Linked DNA regions of Mus musculus: region 2 is linked to region 1. Evidence: chromatin loops called from intact Hi-C (ENCODE). Cell type or tissue: gastrocnemius. All regions are shown on one strand.

Region 1 (2,500 bases):
CCGCTACCATGACCTCTTTGCTTGGTGAACCCTACGCTCAGATAGTGAGCACAAAGAAACCCTTTCCTTAACCTGCTTTGGGCAAGTATTTTGTCAGAGCAATGAGGAAAGAAACTAATATGCTATTAAAACAGAGCCTAGGGCATGATATTAACTGAAGTCGAGACTTACATTCACAAGTAGGAGCCCAACTAGATAACTAAACAAATATATTGTATTTCCAAATAAGCTATAGTTGTATGTTTTACTAGAAATCCAGAAACACTTGTTGGGCATCTGGGTATAATCAGATGTTAGATACACTGTGCTTTACCTTGCACTTAAATGATCCAAATTTCATCCAGGGTTAAAAAAATGTTGCCAAGGAACACACAAGGTTAAAGTTTAAATTTTCAATACACTTTATCATGGACACAAAGCATAGTACTTTAAAAGGCATCACGTATAATTTATTCATAAGAACACCAGGCAAATGATTAAAAGCACCCCATACACATTTCCATTTTAACTCACCTTCATTGGCAGAGTATTTTACCAGTAAGATTCGACTTGAACTTAGAGTAATGAATATAATGCCTAGCAGGAATGTGTACAGCGTTGGTGGGCCTAACCCAGGGCGCCTGGAGCATTTTCTTTCCATTCCACGGGTTTTTAATTGCCTTAAGAAGATCACTTTCATGAGCAGCCCCGTCGGCAGACCTAAGGATTAAACACAATGCAAAGACTGAAGACTGTGAAGAATAGAAAAGGAAACCTGTAGAAGTCTGGCCACAACTACAGCAGACGGAAGACAGCCGAGGACAACAGAGAGGACTTAAAGGAAACAAACCATACTGCCAACATCTGATAGGAGAGGCAAGTCTCAAGACAGAGAGGGGATGGCCAGATTGGAAATAAGTTAGGAAATGTGTAACTGACAGTTTGGGACTGCAGAAAAGCAGTTTATTCGTATTAACTTTGGTCCACAAGGAATGAATTTTGGAATGGCCTTTCCTTTCAGAGCAGAAAAAGAGCTCACTGGGAACGATTCTTTTACAGAAGCGACCTCAGTGCAAATAGTTGAATCACAGCTAATGACTCTTAAGTGAACCAGGATGGGACCAGAAGGCTCATCTTGGGTCAGTGAGCCTAACTGGTCGGTCTTTCACGACAGATGGTCACGAAACTCCAGGCAGGGTAAATACTTGCCCAACGCGCACAGGTAGGATGGGAACATAGAGCCGTCAAGGGCCGCAGACACAGGCCCAAATCAGAGAGCAGGTGGGCACAAGCCAATGGACAGAAGGCCAATGGGTCAGCACTCCTCCCACCTCCACCAGGTTTCCCTCACTGTCAGGGAAACCCTCCCACACATGCGCAATAGGAATCGCGGGCGGCTCCCAAGCCCCTTAACACGCTCGAGCCACAACACTCAGCCCGCGAGGGCGCGGTTACCTCAGTCGCTCAGGGAAGGTTCTAGTGCAAGAACGGACATCATAGAGCCGACATAGTGACTGCCTAAGTTCGTAGTAGCAGCAGTAGGTTTTGAAGGCCCATTGGTGGGGAAACTATGAGCCGGGAGCAAAGGCGACAAAAAACAAAAAACAAAAACAAAAACAAACAAAAAACAATAAAAATCAACCCTTCTCACGCTGCCTTCCAGGGCTGGAATACAAAGCTAAGAGCCGCCCGCTAGGGAAGAGCAGCCTGAGCGGCCATTGCGCAGGCGCGCTCATTCCAGCGCTTCCGGGGGGCGGGCCGGAGGGAGCAGAGGCCGGCCGGTCCCGCCCCCGCGGGCCTCCTTTTGTCACGTGTCCTGGGAGAGTCGAGTCACGTGAGGCCTTAGGTGGCGGCGGGGCTGTTGGGAGAGTGTGAGAAGAGGAAGGGGAAGCCGGAAGGGGTGTTCAGTGGAGCTCCGGGGAAGAGAGACAGCTTGGAGAAGGCCGGGGGCTGCGCGCGCACCCGCCTCTCGCTCAGCCGGCTTGGGCCCTCTGCGGTGGCGGCCAGGTGACAGCTGGGCCGGGCCTCCGCGTGTCGCCGCCCCTCCCCCCCGGCCGGGCCGGTGCCGCTGCGAGGTTCGATGCCAGTCGGGCACGTCCGGGGCAGTTTTTGACTCCCCTGTGGCCCGGATTGCGACAGTCCCTCCGTGCCCTATCGCTGCTCCAGCCCCAGGATGCAGAATGTGATCAACACGGTGAAGGGAAAGGCTCTGGAAGTGGCCGAGTACCTGACCCCGGTCCTCAAGGTAAGCGGGGAGGGTCTGGCTTGCTCTGCCCTGGTTGCCCAAGTCCCGGTCCCCAGCGTGGACGGGGTGTAGAAGGTGGAGGGGCGAGTCGCGCGGCCGGGTGCTGCCTCTTGCCTTGGGCTCCTGGGCCAGTCCCAAGGCTTGCTGGCTTCCCCGCTTCCACTAGAGTGAAACTGGGTGCCTGCTGTCTCCACTGATCAGTGCCGCCTTGGAGTGCACGGCTAGGTGGTGCGGAGCAGAGGTACGAACGTTCTGACATCCATAGTCTTTTAAATA
Region 2 (2,500 bases), 420 kb before region 1:
AACCTCCTGTAACTCTAGCTTCAGAGAAACCTGCTCCCTCTCCTGGCCTTCACAGGTTTCCCACACATGTGGCATATGCAGATGCACATGTACATACACACACTCCATACATTTAAAAGCTTAAAACTGAAAGGAAGCAAATATGAAAATGTCACAGAACTTATATGTGTGTGATGTATGCTTGTGTGTATAAGTGCGCTTGTGTGTACACGTACATGTGTCAGCCTGTGGAGGCCAGAGGAGGACGTGTGTCTATTCTATCACTTGGCTTTTTCCTTTGAGCCTGGGCCCCTCACTGAACCTGGAGCTAAGTTGGTAGCCAGCAAGCCGAGTGGTCTTCTTGTCTCCAGCATCTATAACACTGGGGTGACAGGCATATACACAGTCACACAGCTCTTTATGTGGGTGCTATGGATTAGAACTTATGGCCTCATGCTGTGTAGCAAGCATTCTTACCCATGGGCCCATCGCCCCAGCCACTCTGTTACCTTCTGAGGAAATACCTGCTTATTACTAACAAGCATATTTGCATATTCAAATGCATATTAAACTGATTTCTAACTCCCACCATGAGTCTAAGGAAGCACTTACCACATAAGGCAATGCAAATTCTTCACACATTTCTATGGCAATATTGTCTAATTTTGTAATTCCAACAACACTATCCACTAATAAAAATGTCCTCTTCAAACTGTAAGAATAGAAAGAAAGTTAATGGCAATGCAGGATATAGTCATTCATCTGTCTCTCTCATACTAGGAACTTCATCCTGTAGTCTAGTAGGACTCAATGCAGTTGCTGTACTCCAATAACTAAATTTGTCAAATACCAGTTTATTTCAATAAGAACATATTAAACCGAGACTTGACACAAGTATAAATGAGACCTCCTCCTGTAAGACCTTACAATATCTAATGGAAAAAGGAGACAATATCAAATTATTATATTTTTTTAAAGATTTGTTTATTTTGTTTATATGAGTACACTGTAGCTGTCTTCAGACATACCAGAAGAGGGCATCAGATCCCATTACACATATTTGTGAGCCACCATATGGTTGCTGGTAATTGAACTCAAGACCTCTAGAAGAGCAGTCAGCACTCTTATCTGCTGAGCCATCTTTCTGGCCCAAATTATTATAATTTTTAATATTAGTTTAATTTTGCATCATTTATATGTAAAGCTGTAAATAAAATGTTTATATAGACACACATATTTTTATATATTACATATATAGTTTTTCAAATTAGTGATGCTGAGTTCAAATCCAGAGCTTTTTAACAAGTTAGGCAAGTACTCTATTACTGAGCTATATCCCTAGTCCTTTTTTTATGATTACTTTTTTACACTTCAGAAGCCTAACATTATTTTCCTCTAGGTTGTGTGTTTTTGAAACATGTTATTGCTTGATTATGTATGGAGACCAAAGAATATATATAACATTTTTCAGAGTCTGTGATGATTGAATGGACAGAGTTTACTGAATTTTATTTAAATCAATTAGCTAACAATTTTCATTTTCCAAATTAGCCAGCTAAGAGCTTGTTTTTTTTTTAAAAAAAAAAATGGATGAACTAGCTGTGGAATACTATTTATAGTTTCAGCTTGATAAAATAAATGAAGTTAAGACTCCGTTGAGCTAGGCAGAAGCTAAAAAGGCAGTGTATACCCTGGTTCTCAATATTCTAGAGTTATACAAGGATGAAGCGCACCTACAAGTAAGGCGTTTAGTATCTGCAGTGTCTGTCATGTTAGAATCACCTTGACCTTTTAAGGTGCTTTGGGGTCAAATGTCTAACAATGGTAAGAAAAAGAATGTCCTTACTTATTTCGTTCCTTTAGGTAAGTCTCTACCATGTCAACGAAGTCTTCGGGTGCTCTATAGCCATACCCTGGCATGTCCACCAATGTAAAATGTTTTCCAACTTTGAAAAAATTCATTTTCTTTGTGTGCCCCTGATAGAGTAAATGGAAAAAAAAAGCTGGCTTAAAATATATCCTTTATTTCATGCCTAGAAATGTTCATGAACCTAAGTATTCAATCAACAAATACTTATTAAAAGTTGAAGTATATATTCTGAACTACTGTAAATACAAGGGGGAAAAAAGGTGGAGAGAAGTAGCCACCAATGATTAAATCATAATTAAATCTTTTCAATTTTTCAAAAAATATGCTTAGCTTAAAAACTTTACATTTCATATTAGAAATACACAGACAAAATATTTTAGGATCTTTCCTATTTTGCTGTCTGTGAAAACCACCCAGATTAAGGCTGTGTTTGCCATCAGCCAATTCTCTGATGAGCAATGTATACAGAGGAATAACTTAAAAGTGCTGATCAAACATTTATTCTATCACAAAGATTCTTATAACACCCAGATCCGAAGTCTGACATTCATCCTCTGCAGACTAGTGTTTCTGTAAACCAAGATGTTTTTGCATGTGCAGTTTAGTGTCCTCATAAATAATTTTTAAAGAATGTACAACCCCACAATTACA

Evidence for each region. Peaks named below come from ENCODE experiments on the same cell type or tissue, not always from the same donor. Only the 100,000 strongest peaks of a DNase experiment are listed, where the experiment ranks them.
Region 2: it touches region 1 in a loop (2.5-fold over the local background); 8 of 42 quality-filtered maps call a loop at or near these places.

The regions. Positions count from the first base shown.
Region 1 is chr16:45,156,948-45,159,447 of GRCm38, forward strand. It overlaps Slc35a5 (solute carrier family 35, member A5), which reads right to left and starts at 1,726. Exons shown (of 7, transcript NM_028756.4): 1 at 1,435-1,726; 2 at 514-699. The coding sequence starts at 679. It overlaps Atg3 (autophagy related 3), which reads left to right and starts at 1,882. Exons shown (of 12, transcript NM_026402.3): 1 at 1,882-2,224. The coding sequence starts at 2,153. In gastrocnemius, no CTCF peak of the experiment used is centred here; DNase peaks (open chromatin) are centred at 1,352, 1,853 and 2,318; H3K4me3 peaks cover 1,836 bases; H3K27ac peaks cover 1,782 bases.
Region 2 is chr16:44,741,913-44,744,412 of GRCm38, forward strand. Gtpbp8 (GTP-binding protein 8 (putative)) reads right to left here. Exons shown (of 6, transcript NM_025332.3): 3 at 1,826-1,956; 4 at 592-691. Among named protein-coding and RNA genes, the nearest start is that of Gtpbp8, 3.2 kb to the right of the region's middle. In gastrocnemius, a CTCF peak has its summit at 1,005 (motif pointing right); no DNase peak of the experiment used is centred here.